Linked DNA regions of Homo sapiens: all the other regions are linked to region 2. A link is a contact called in ENCODE Hi-C data. All regions are on one chromosome and are shown on one strand. Each heading gives the region's core, a stretch centred on a gene start or an enhancer-like site at or near the end of the contact. The rest is flanking DNA. Distances are from core to core; before and after follow the strand shown. Region 1 has its middle 170 kb from the start of LINC01848. Region 2 holds the start of FER (FER tyrosine kinase). Region 3 has its middle 38 kb from the start of LINC01848.

The links. A loop is a pair of places that touch in the nucleus more often than their neighbours do. Pooled maps may share reads with other maps.
Region 1: a loop to region 2 is called in a map of CD4-positive, alpha-beta T cell, with 4 times the contacts of the local background. The contact joins the enhancer-like site here to the promoter of FER in region 2. A Hi-C loop is called at or near these places in 3 of 168 maps with a recorded cell type or tissue (CD4-positive, alpha-beta T cell, CD4-positive, alpha-beta memory T cell and naive thymus-derived CD4-positive, alpha-beta T cell) and 5 of 50 pooled maps.
Region 3: a map of CD8-positive, alpha-beta T cell shows a loop between it and region 2 (7-fold over the local background). The contact joins the enhancer-like site here to the promoter of FER in region 2. A Hi-C loop is called at or near these places in 2 of 168 maps with a recorded cell type or tissue (CD8-positive, alpha-beta T cell and naive thymus-derived CD4-positive, alpha-beta T cell) and 5 of 50 pooled maps.

Annotation. Positions count from the first base shown.
Region 1 is chr5:110,052,420-110,056,662 of GRCh38, forward strand. No RefSeq gene overlaps it. Among named protein-coding and RNA genes, the nearest start is that of LINC01848, 170 kb to the left of the region's middle. Within about 2 kb of position 2,017, at least 4 of the 41 ENCODE cell types and tissues checked have a DNase peak (open chromatin) inside an H3K27ac peak, as active enhancers do; they include CD4-positive, alpha-beta T cell, where a contact is called at or near this core.
Region 2 is chr5:108,745,821-108,750,204 of GRCh38, forward strand. It overlaps FER (FER tyrosine kinase), which reads left to right and starts at 2,077. Exons shown (of 20, transcript NM_005246.4): 1 at 2,077-2,180. RefSeq lists silencers at 2,844-2,943, 3,024-3,083, 3,214-3,623.
Region 3 is chr5:109,919,222-109,923,530 of GRCh38, forward strand. No RefSeq gene overlaps it. Among named protein-coding and RNA genes, the nearest start is that of LINC01848, 38 kb to the left of the region's middle. Within about 2 kb of position 2,655, at least 4 of the 41 ENCODE cell types and tissues checked have a DNase peak (open chromatin) inside an H3K27ac peak, as active enhancers do; they include CD8-positive, alpha-beta T cell, where a contact is called at or near this core.

The DNA.
Region 1 (4,243 bases), core at 767-3,266, 1.3 Mb after region 2:
GTTGGATGTTGCAGTGAGCCGAGATTGCGCCACTGCACTCCAGCCTGGGCAACAAGAGTGAAACTCCATCTCAAAAACAAACAAAACAAAACAAAACAAAACAAAAAACAACACCTAGTCCTAAAATAAGAGGACTTGACAGCATCATTTGTCACATAATTCATCCTAACTTTACCTGGTAATGGGCATTACTATCAATGCTAACATATTTATTTTATTCAGAAGAAAATTCTGATACTTTTATAAGAAGGAGGGAATTTTGCAATTTGGGGCATGGTTCTCACCTAAGTTAGGGTGCTACCCTCCCATAGAAACTGAGACATAGGGGTGCTGATTTCCCTTGATGTTTACATTTCAAAGAGATGGCTTCCAGGTTTTTGAGGTTGATTTTCCTGGGCTATCAAGCTATTTAATTTTCAAAAGAATTTATATACATTTCAAAGAGAGGAGAAAGTATTTATATAAGTTTTCTAAAGTAAATAGTCTGAGAAAAAGTAGAGCAGTATAATTCCTTCCCCTATTTTCAACAGGGAGAATGAAGTGTCTTCAAAAAAAAAAAAATGATTTGTCCTCACACAGATAACAGATTTAAGAATCTCAAAGGTGCAAAAAATTTTCAACTCAAGAAGACTGCACTTCAGTGTTTTTTTTTTCTTATTGATTTTTCAATTGATTTCTTATTCAGTTTACTGAAATGGTTAAAGTCTAAAAATTCATTATGTAAGCAAATAAGGGCCAGAAATTGGAAGTTATTCCTGATCCTGGAATTTATCTGTCTCTGGTCTTAAGGATTATTGAAACAGTTGGAAGGTGATTATAATCACATTTTAACTTGATAGTATTTCAACATTTTAACCTCAGCACCTTGCAAATCCTGGAACATAGCAGGTTCTCAGTAAACCTTGGCTGACAATGAATAACTGAATTGTCTAAGAGCAGAATGCCCTAGCCATGTAGAGAGAGATGTGTGTCATACCAGGGTGAGTGGATTGCTCCACAGATTCCCCTAGATAATTAGCTTCATAAATATTGATGTCTCAGCATTTCCCACTCTTCTTTGCCAGCCCTCCTGGGAATATCTGAAAAGCACTTTTAACACAGACTTAAGTTTAATGAACATAAAGCAATAGTAATTACGCTGGCTAGGCTTTTCTTCAGGTATTCTCTCAAATTCTAGAAGTTCTGCTGGATTTATCCAGTCTGTATCCAGGGTGAATAAAAGGGGAGCTTTTCTATTCTACTTCCCTCAACCAAAGGCATGTCTTCCTGATACTTGGGTTTGATTCTCCAAATCTCCAGGGTTAATTTGCTGATGGTAGTAGGTATTCACCACTGCAGGTGTGGGTTGTAGGTAGAGGAGAGCTTCCTTCCCTTTGCTTATTATCACCATCATCTTTCTCATTTTCCCCAGATGCCTTTCCTTTACTTTCCAGGGTCCATTCTGATCCCCTTTATAGTTCCCTCAGCCCCCTCAGGAAGCCTCTGAGGGTTTCTTTTTCTCATCAGTCCTCTGATCACCAACTTCCTCTGTCTCATACATCTTGATTGCAGCCATACATACAAGACATGCTTTTTACTATGTATATGTATACAGAATAATAGAGTCACTTAGTGACAATCACTGATGTAGAATATGGCACTGAAGTCAGTAGTTTTCTCTTTCCTCAAGAAATCCTCAAATATGCAGTTGTGTTTTTCTAGTTTCAACCAGTAAGATGTTTGTAATTAATTTAATCTGGTTAGTGATCATGAAAAAGGAAGTGATGTTTCACTTTTTGAAGGCACAAACTCTTTTGAACTAGTAAGAAGGAAGAATTCCCCAAACGTCAAGAGGAACATCATTTAATACAAGGAAATTGCAATTCATTTAAAGCTACCTTAGTAGCAGTAAAGACTTAGGTGATGGCCAAGCTTTCAACATTTAAGCATTTAGTGAGTTGGTTATTTGGCATTATGCCACTTAAACATGCAGATGATTGATTTCATTTTTAAAACACTTGACCACATCCTCCTGATGTTTTGGCATCTTGCCAACAGCCTCAGTGTGCTGTGCTTTTTAAGAGAGCTCTCTACTGCTGTCTTATGGTGCCTGGATGAATGGCTGGGAGTCAGGAGGCAATGCTGGCTCCACCACTAAGCAGATAAGTTGGGGTAAACTGGATAATCTTGGGTAAGTTTATTTGTGTGGGTCTCAATTTCGCCTTTTGCAAACTGCATGTTAAATTGATAAAAAATTTTGTAAATGTGGAGCTGTCTAATTGGCAAGGAAAATCTTCAGGACCTTATGAACAACTTTTTGTAAAGTCATGCACTTCGGCCTCTGTTGTTTTCATTGTGACTTTTAATGTACTCACTGACTCAAGGTTCAAGCAATTTACAAGGGGTTCCTTGTCATTCTTATGAATTAATACACCATTACATACTCTTTTTGTCCCTGGGCTTAGGAGCAGCTTCGTTTTTGGAATCCAATAAGAATGTTCTTCTTGGAGATAATTAAAGGCCTCTGCCCTCAACCAACTAAACAGGTTTTAATCAAAAATTGAATGTGCAGATTTTTCTTTAGAAATTATGTAAATAAGGTACAAACCAGGATGCAGATGTGAAGGATCAAAGTGGAAATTACCTCTGCTGGTCCCTTGAAGAGCAAATTGTTTCATTGACTTTTCTTCAACATAGTTCTTATTCTGCCTTGTAAGGGTTTTTCTTCTTTGCATTTTTTAAAAAATATAATTTGATGATCTATAATAAAGGAAATAAAGACCTTTGACTAACATAGCTTCTGTTTTGCTAGAGGCAGAGCCAACTTTGAAATTGTACTATTTAATTACAGTGAAGACTTCCATGGCCTCATGAGCAAAAACCAACTAATGCTTTTCCTTTCAGAAAGCAGGCAAGAGTGCAGGCAGAGAAACAAGGGTATTTTGGTCCTCCCAAAAATAGGAGCCTGAGATGTTTATATCAGGAGGAAGTGTTTGGGCAATGTCTGTTCCTGTTCAGACTTTATCCCTCTGGGGACTGGCAGAGATGTGGTGAATCTTTCTCCTGAGAATTTCTGAGCAATACACAGGGCCTGGACAAGCCTCCTTTAACAACTTAATCAATTCAAGGAGCATGAGCCGCAATGCTTTGCCTGGTAGTTATGTAAGATGAAAGGAGTCTCAAAGTCGAATGAAACTGTGTTATTCAGCTCTGTATTATTCACTCTGAAGCCATCCTACTCAATAGGTTATGCATGAATTTCTCCCATTTGGAGTAAAGCACAGTAGCCAAAAGTCATCAATGTTTTATAAACTGTGACTAATCCTCTACATAGTCTCTCTCTCTCTTTTCCTACTGATGAGATTTTTGTTTTTGTATTTGCTGATATTTAGGTACTACTTCTCTGCACTTTTATTATTATTTTTTAAATCACTTGAGACCATGGCAAACTGTGGAGTTGAGGATTGATACGGTCATTAGAGAAGTCTGCTCTCCCAAGCTTTTAGATTGCTTTGAAATATTTTGCTTCAAAATAGCAACAGATAAATCTGAAGCTCTGCCTTCCAGAGCAGCAACACAGTGAATTTCCAGGGTCCTCCTGGCTTTTACCAAGCTGTTGCCACCCCAAAATAGTGGCGATCTCATAAACGTTTAGCAAATCATGGCAATGAATGTGGCAAGGGCGGACATAGCCAGCGTGTGTGTGTTTTTAATCATGCATCATTTAGTACAAAGATGACTCTTGGATGTTTTGGCAAATTAATTTGTATTGCACTTCAGAGAAGGGAGAGAGCAGCTGGGCTCTAGCCCATGAAGCTACAGTAGCTGTATTTGCTAATTAAGTTGCTGCTTCCATTGCTTCATATGAAAGCTCAAACTTTGCTTTTCCCCAAGGTTTTGGGTGAAACCATGTCAGCCCTTCTCCAGTGAGTCCATGTTCTTGCTGTGCAGTGTTGGAAACTTCAATGCAATGACAGAGCAACTATTTCTAAAACAGTGGCCCTCTACAATTTAAAAGTCAGCCACAGTGCCATCTTCTTCGAAATTTGATTGAAGATGTACTCCTGGACATTTATACAAGTCAAATGTTACTCCTCCCCCATCACTCTTTTATGTTTGATATTTTGTGTAACCCTACCAGAAAGGTCTTACATGGCCTAGGTATTTGCTAGGTGTTGAATTAAAAACAAATGGTCTGAAAGAAAAATTCATTTGGAAGAAGGCCAAATTTAGGTACTCTTCTAACAAGAGGGAGAGGGAAGTT
Region 2 (4,384 bases), core at 827-3,326:
AAAGCAGAGAGTCACAAATCAAAGGAGTTGGCAGAAAAGAGACACAGATGAAGAAAAGGAGGGAGGGGTAAGTATTGGAACTACTGAACTAAGATGGCACACAACCAAGATTCCTCTTGCAGTCTATACTTTTAAACAGGAAAAAAGGGAGGTGGAGAGATGGGGTGAGGCATGGATGGTGCTAATCAAAAAAAGTAAAAAACTTTTCAATCATTTTTTATTACCCACCTAGGTTTGATGTCCACATTATTATTTTCATTGTCCAGTAAGTAATGCTATTAGAACAGACAAAGTTTGGTATTTGAGAACATGGAATATATACTAAGGTGACACACAGTGTTTATTAAATGTGTTGCAATGCAATGTGATAATTCCAACAGAGGAAAAAAATGTGAAACTGGATTTGCTATATATTTTTGTATGCTTCAAAAATGCAGCATAGATTTTTGCCACATTCATTTACTTCAAGTATATTCTTTCACAACTGCATTTCCTAGCACAATGACTGGCATATGGTAGACAGCTTTTAAGGTTTTGGAATGAATAGGTGAGAACTCAGAGAACAATTGTAGATATGGAAAGATTCTTGCTGATTTTTCTAGATTTGGGTTCCTTAACACAAACACACATGTTGTGTATCAAACAGCTCTATTTCTACCATATCTTTATTGAAAGCTACTTTCTGCAAATATGTAATAACGTATTCACCAACCACATCTTTCTACATTTTGATTCCCTTTGTATAAATGGAGAAATTCTAAGGTTCTTGGGAAAGGTATTCAGTCATGAAGCAGTCTCCAAAGTTGTATTTTGGCCTTACCTAACCAAATTTTCATTCATTTCATTCTTATTGACATTACATATACTATAACATTTGATGTTCACAGAAAATTAACTTCTATTTTAAGAAGTTTACTCACAGAACCACAGTTTGTGCATTTAACAATCACTATGAAATACATATGAAACATTAACCATCATTTTAGAGAACAATTTAAAAACTCCGAAGTAACTACTTTCCTTAACTTTGTCATCCCAACATTCTGGGTATAGGCATTGTTGGAAAAATATAATTAAAAACCAAAATCTCCCAACCCAGAAATCCTCTCCACAAACGTTAGTAGACAAAACACTTTTATTACTGAATAAGCATTAAACGAGACTGTGATACACATCACAGGCAATTTGCTAAGAGATTGCAAAGACAGAAATCTTGCCCTTTTGTATAGCCAAGTATATACGACCCATTACATACACGTTTTCAAGTTGAACAATAACTAGTCCTCAAGTAAGAGGACCTGACATTTGTGACATTAACTTTACTTAATAATTGGGGTGACCATCTGTGTTAGTTAATTGGTTTTATCCAGAGGAAAAACAAACTTCTCCTGTCTTTATGACGGAAGGTAGTTTTGCAACACGGAGCAAGTTGCTCACCGAAGTTACGCTCCTACTCTCTCACAGAAACTGGGAGATAGGGAAGGATGCTACTCCGTTGATATGTGCAGCATTTCAAAAAAAAAAAAAAAAAAAAGGTCCAGAGACATTCCTGACTGAGCATACAGTTGACAAGACCTATCTAGTCCTCAAGTGGATTTATACACATTTCAAAGAGTTGAGAAAGTACTTAACAATTAAGAAAGTACTTAAGTTTTCTAAGACAAATGCTCGGAGAGAAAGGGACGGGAAATCTCATCCTCCATTTTCAATAGGGAGAATTAAGCCTCTTATTTAAAATTTTTATGTTGGTTTTTGTTTATTTAGCTTTAAAACAGTAGACTTAAAAAAAGTCCAACTTAAGATTTATGTTTTTTTATGTGTAGGGCTGTTCTCTACGGTTAAATAAATAACCCTGCTTAGAGAAAATATTCACCACTCTTCTTTGGCTCCTATGTAACTCAGTTTTTGAGAGGGAGGGGAAATACCGGATTGACGCTATGTGGTTCAACCAATGCAAAAGATAACACCGCCTTAAAAAGTCTACTACAGGAACATGGGAGGGTCACACCCTCGAATAATGACGCATACCTATCCTACTGTTACTGATCACCTAGTAATAATCTTGTAGTTCACATTACTCATTTTTCACCAAATTCTTTTGGTGAAGGACGCTTCAGAAACGGCCATCACTGAAGAGCAGACCCGTTTGGGTTCTCCACGCATTCTAGACTCCCGAAGAGGTAAGAATTTATTATAGGGGGCCACTCCCAGGACCTGCTGTATGCTTTTAAACATCCATTACAATTCCAGCATTGAGTTTCTAACATTTTTAGGCAGGCTCAGGCACTGGGAGTACAGGATTGAAAGACAGTTCCCGTCCTTAAGGGACTCAGAGTAAACTGGAGTTGCTGAAAACCATTCTAAAGCAATCCACGTTAATAACAGATACAAGTAAAACGTGGGAACGTACAGGAAAAAGTGACCAATTCTGAGGCTGAAAAGTGCCTATTTTAGGGGTGGGGGCCTCGCGGCCCTAAAGCAGCTTCCCTTCCCGGAGATTTCAGCTCCAGGGATCGCCCAGCGCCCTCCGGGCACACTTAACATTTTAATCACGCCTCCGCCCCCACTCTCCGAATTCCTTTCCGGCTGCCGACCCGCCGAGTAGTCCCTTCCAGGCGGCCTCAGCTTATCATCGCCGGTCCGGCCACTTCCCGGCCGCGGCCAGGCGAGCCTCCCAAAGTTTCCTGTGAGGCCTTCGTCCGTCTCCGGCCCCATCTCACCACGGCAGCCCAGGACACCCGCTAGGGAGGAGCAGGTTACCGAGGCGGGGAGAGCGGCACAAACGCGCAGACCTCGGGACTCCACCCGGGCTGGTGAGCGAGCCCAGAAAGCGGCGACCGCAGCTCCGCGTCTCCACTCCCAGGGCCCGCAGCTTGGGCTAAGCGTGCGCCCACCCAGCCTAGGGCCCAAGTCCTGCCCCTTCGGGGACCGGGCCAATCGGCCGCTCCCCGCCTCCTGGGAGGTAGTGGAGGAGGGGGCTGAGGGCCGGGCGGCTGCGCCCGCCTTCCGCTCTTGCCCATTGGCTGAGGCCTCGAGGGTGCCCGGAGACCGGAGTGCAGCGGGATTGGTTGCAGAGGTTCGTGACAGTGGCGCCTATTGGCTGTGGCAGCCCCCGTGACGCGGGGTGGTGACTGGCTCCGGAGTCTGAGGGGTTCGGGCTTGTCAGGTTCTAGGTAGGTGCGTTTCGCGCCGCCGGCGGTAGGCGCTGTTGCCCGGGGCAACGCGGGGGGAGGGGGGAAGAGGAGGGAAGGCAAGCCTAGAGCGGGGGCAACAATGCCTGCCCGCAGAGGGGCGCCCGGGATTCGGCCAGGGCGTTGGGGGCTGTGCCGAGGCTCTTCCTCCGCCCTCAGCCAGCGCCCCCCCCAACCCCCGTCCCTGGCTGCAGGGTCATCCGCTCATCCTCCCGCCCGCAGCAGAGCATTCCTGGTTGGGGCTTGGGCCGGGCTACACACCCAGCCCCACGAGGGCCGCCCCTCCCACCATCCCGGGACCCGAAGGCTGAGGGGGCGGGTGCCGGCGCGAAAGGGCTGTGGCGGGCGTAGTGGCTCCGCCCCGTCGCGGGGTCTGGGGGCTGATGGGCGTGAGGCGGGGTGGTGGGGGGACTGTGGGCACCACCCAATCTTGCCTGTACCCTCACCCCTTTTCTCGGCGGCACTCATCTGGGCGCCGCCGTCCCGCTACGGGGGCATTCTCAACCCCTGGTATTCCCCCCATCCCTTCCTGCTTCTGGAGCCCCGCAGTCTCCCTTGACCCGCTCGGTCCTCCCCAGCTCTCCTCCTATCTGTCACCTTCTCCCGCTTTTATCCCCCACCTCATCTTTCTCCTCCGGTCTTGGCCAGAGGTGTCCTCCAAGAGTCTAATCAAGAGATAGATCTTAAGTGTGAAGCTAGTGGTGTCGTCGGTAATTTCTGCTCTGTGGTCTCTTTGCCAGTTAGAATTGGGGAGATGTTTGGAGGCACCTTCAGGGGTCATCCTTCTGCCTTACAGTTACCCCTAGGATCTACTTTCTGAATACGCTCATTGGGTTGTGTTGGTAGGGGCAAGGTACTTCTTAAACAAATTGAGGATTGTACTATGAGGTGGGCACTTTGTACGTTTGCGATTTTGCCATCCACTGTAGTGCAATTCAAAATCTAATAATTTGTTACGGCTGGTAGCCTTACATTTTTTTCCTTCGCCTTATGGTTAAAAAAAGAGCAGCTTTTTAACCTTTTTAATTCAGAAGTTGCGTATATTAATGGTTGTCTCACTATCACTTTGACATAAACTGCTGTAAAGGTGTACTCCATTTTCCTTTTCTCCAGATATGTTAAGATAATAAATTTCTCAGATGAGGTTACCATATATAAAAGTGTAGTGGAACATCAATAAGAGAATAGATCAA
Region 3 (4,309 bases), core at 1,405-3,904, 1.2 Mb after region 2:
TGGTCCCCATGTGTCAAGAGAGAGACCAGGTGGAGGTAACTAAATCATGGGAGTGGTTTCCCTCATGCTGTTCTTAGGATGGTAAGTAAGTTCTCCCAAGATCTGATGGTTCTCCTGAGATGGGAGGTTTTCCCCCTTAGCTCAGCACTTCTCCTTCCTGTCACCTTGTGAAGAAGGTGCCTTGCTTCCCCTTCACCTTCCGCCATGATTGTAAGTTTCCTGAAGCCTCCCCAGCCATGCTGAACTGTGAGTCAATTAAACCTCTTTCCGTTATAAATTACCCAGTCTTGGGCAATTCTTTATGGGGGTATGAAAATGGACTAATACACCCTGGGAATTTGTTTCTCCTCCTTAGGACAAAACAAAAGATACAATATTTCCCTCATCCCGTGCTCCAGTCTAGAAACATTTGAGCCCAAATATCTATTGTCTGTGATGGATCCGGTGCAATGAAATTAGCCAATGACCAAGTCTCTAGATCCTTTTAAATTGACTTGTTAAATAAACTTTTATTGTAGGTTCAGAGGTACAGGTGCAAGTTTGTCATACAGGTAAATTGCATGTCACGGGGGTTTGGGGTACAAATTATTTCATCATCTAGCTAATAAGCATAGTATCCAATTGGTAGTTTTTTGATCCACTCCATTCTCACACCTTCCACCCTTATGTAGGCCCCAGTGTCTGTTGTCCTCTTCTTTGCATTCATATGTACTCAGTGTTTAGCTCTCACTTATAAGTGAGAACATGTGGCATTTGGTTTTCTGTTCCTGCATTAATTTGCTGAGGATAATGGCCTCCAGCTCCATTCTTGTTGCTACAAAGGACATAATCTGATTCTTTTTATGGCTGTGTAGTATTCTATGGTGCATATGTACCACATTTACTTTACCCATTCTACCATTGATGGGCATTTAGGTTGATTTCATGTTTTTGCTACAGTAAATAGTGCTGTGATAAACATATATGTGCACGCGTCTTTATAGTAGAATGATTTATATTCCTTTGGATATATATCCAATAATGGGATTGCTGAGCCAAATGGTAATTCTGTTTTAAGTTCTTTGAGAAATCATCACACTGCTTTCCACAATGGCTGAACTAATTACTTTGTCACCAGCAACGTATAGACATTCCCTTTTCTCTGCAATCTTGCCACTATCTGTTCTTTTTTGACCTTTTAATAATAGCCATTCTGACTGGTGTGAGATGGTATCTGATTGTGGTTTTGATTTGCATTTCTCTAATGATTGGTGGTGTTGAACATTTTTTCATATGCTAGTTGGCCACCTCTATGTCTTCTTTTGTAAAGTGAATTGAGCTATTTATTTATTTTTAAATATCCTCTTATTTGGACTCTGCTAGGTCCTGGCTTTGAATGGATTTTCTCTCTTTCTCTTCCTCCTCTACCACTGAGAGTGAGCAGGGTCCTCAAAAGCTGCCGGGCTCCTGGGGCATGTGGAAGGTTGTGCCTGCATGGATATGGAGAGTAGTGTTGGGGATGGGGATTGCTACCTTTCCGTCATTTAGGGCTTTTACCTGCAAAGGCCCATAGAGCTAGCTTTATTCAGAGTTTCATTGCAAAGCCTCATTTCTACTTTCCCCAACTCTTCTCTCAACCAGTCCTTGCCTCCAAGGACACCCATAGAGTCCTTGTGGTCATTTCTCGTGGTTATCAGCCTCCCATGGCTCATCCCTGCAGCTGCAGGAGGTTCGTGGTCCTGCCATTACCTCTTGCAGTTGGTTGGGGCTAGATCAGCCTTTTGGCTGCCAAGGGAGGAATCAGGAGCTGTTCCACATTTTGGGCTGAAGGAAAGACGTTGTAATTATGGATTGAAAGCCCCCACTGTTGGCATCACTGACTGCCCCCTAAGCAGAGGATTACTTAGAAATAGACAGCAGGGACACCCAGATGGACGTGGCTCACCCGACTTTTACTGGCTGACCGCGATCACCTTTTTCTGACCTTTAGAAAATGACAGAGTGCTGTGTTCTCCTGACTAAGAGTGTGACTACTGGGGAAGGGTGGCAGAATAATCATGCCCTGGGATGTTGCCATTTTATTATTTTTTTCTTTTTAATCTTAGCACACAATCCAGGAGTGTGCTAAAATGATTTGGACCCTATCCTTGAGGAGTTTAGGATATTGAAGGATGCAATATTAACACAGACATAATAATCGAGAACAACATAAAGGAGTCTATAATGGCTGCATAATTGTGTGCAATTGCCTGATGGGATAGTAGGAGGAGCCTTGAGGGCTGTGGGAGCCAAGAAAGCCTTCAAGAAAAAGTAACTTAAGCTGAGTCTTAGAGAATGTGCTGGATTTGAGTAGGGAGATGGAAGGGCATTCTAGGAGCCAAGACCAAAGGGGAAGGGACAGGAACTGTTTATTAGATGCTAAAGAAAGCAGTACAAACCTGAGGCATGGAAGGACAAGCTGGGAAGGTCTTTAACTGTTAACCCAGGTCCTGAAGCTCAGGGGTGAATCTGATCAGGTGTGAATCTCTTCTATGCCGAAGGTCCAGAGAGTGATTCCTCAAGGTCACAGAGCAGCCATGGTGCCAGATGCTGTGGTGTGTCTGTGCAGTCATAGGCTCAAAGCACTTCTCACTCAACCACATTGCATTTGCTCACAACTCATAACCCCTTTGAAGCTTGCCAAAACACAGGTGCACTTTTGTTTTGAAGACAAACTCTGAGAGCTGCTGATGGGACTTTTTGAGGCCACCATTGCTTCTGCAGCTGCTCATATGCTTCAAAGAACTGAGGCCTTAGCTGCAGGGGCAGGGGAGCCGTTGACTTCTGAGGTTTAGGTGGCAGGTGCCTTTTCTGCAGTCACTCCCTCCCTCTTTGGAAGCAGAGGGTGCTAGCCTCCTACAGAGAGGACTGTGAGCTCCCCCCTTGTCACGGATGGCCCTGCAGTGCCAAGTGCTGACAGGAGGTCGTGGCTGCTTTCAGCGGAGCATTAGCCCTAATAGGTTTGGCAGGATTTTAAAATAATCAAAACAAAGCAGGTTAGAAGGTTTGATGGGGGAGGTATGTGGTGACTGCTTGAGCTCAGATCACATGGTATGTCCAGCAGCCTGGCCCAGAACAGCTCCAAGGCCTGATGCCAAGGGTCTGGGCTGAACAGAAATCTGAAGTGGCTTTATCAGAGAAATTAGTGTGTGATTAGAGCTGAGAAGAGTCACGAGTCTTAACTTCTGTTTAGCACTCCAAGAATAAGGTGTCCCGTGTGGTGCCAAATTACTCCCTCTGGGCAGTCTAAAGCATGAGTGGGATGCTTATCCAGGGAGCACGGTGGAGGAAAGGTGTGGGGGCTGGGGGGAGGCTGTGGGGTGAAGAATGATGCAGTGCCATGGAGTAAGCTGTAGACAGACCTGCTTTGGCTTTGTTTGGGGGTGGGGCAGGGTGTGAAATACTTTCTGTACTGATTTCTATCCTGCGATCAGATACCTAGGACGTGTGTTAGAGCCAAGAAGAGACAGAACTTGACCACGTTGGGTATTGCTTGATTTTTTTTGTTTTTTAATGAGGTCTTGCTCTGCCTCTCAGGCTGGAGTACAGTGGTGCAATCAGCTCACTGCAGCCTCTGCCTCCTGGATTCAAGCAATCCTTCTGACTCAGCATCATGGGTAGCAGGGACTACAGGTGTGTGCCACCACACTCAACTTTTTTTTTTTTTTTTTGGTAGAGATGGAGTCTCCCTATGTTGCCCAGCCTGGTCCTGAACTTCTGACTCAAGTGATCCTCCTGCCTTGGCCTCCCAAAGTGCTGGGATTACAGGTGGGAGCAACCATATCTGGCTGGTATTGCATTTTTAATACAATTGGAATAGTATATTAAATATTTTTGAAGGAAAGAATAGACCTTCACTATGGTGGAAATGAAAGGAGTTACCCACCTCATTTTCCTTATGGTAGAACATTGTATTCCAGCCACCACAGGCACTCCAGCCTGTGGCTTTCGGTTGTGAATGACAGCCCACTGAAGTGACTTGTCCTTGCTATCTTTGTCCACAGCAATCCTTGGTTTTGCTCTCACTTTTGCCAGGGCCTCTCTTCTGCATCCTTGATGCCTTTGTCTTCCAACTCTGAATGTTTTTGGCAAGGACAGAGATGTTAAAAAGCTAGCAGGAGGGGCTGGTTCTGACAAAGGACAGGCAGACAGTGCACAGGTGGTGCACCCTAGCCTAACAAAGGCTCCTTTGCTCAGTGGTGGGGAAGAACTGCTGCGTGGCTTTGCTGGAAATCTGTCCCTGAAGCCTAGATGGGCCTAGCCCTCACCTGGCTAGGGATTGTCCCCAAAG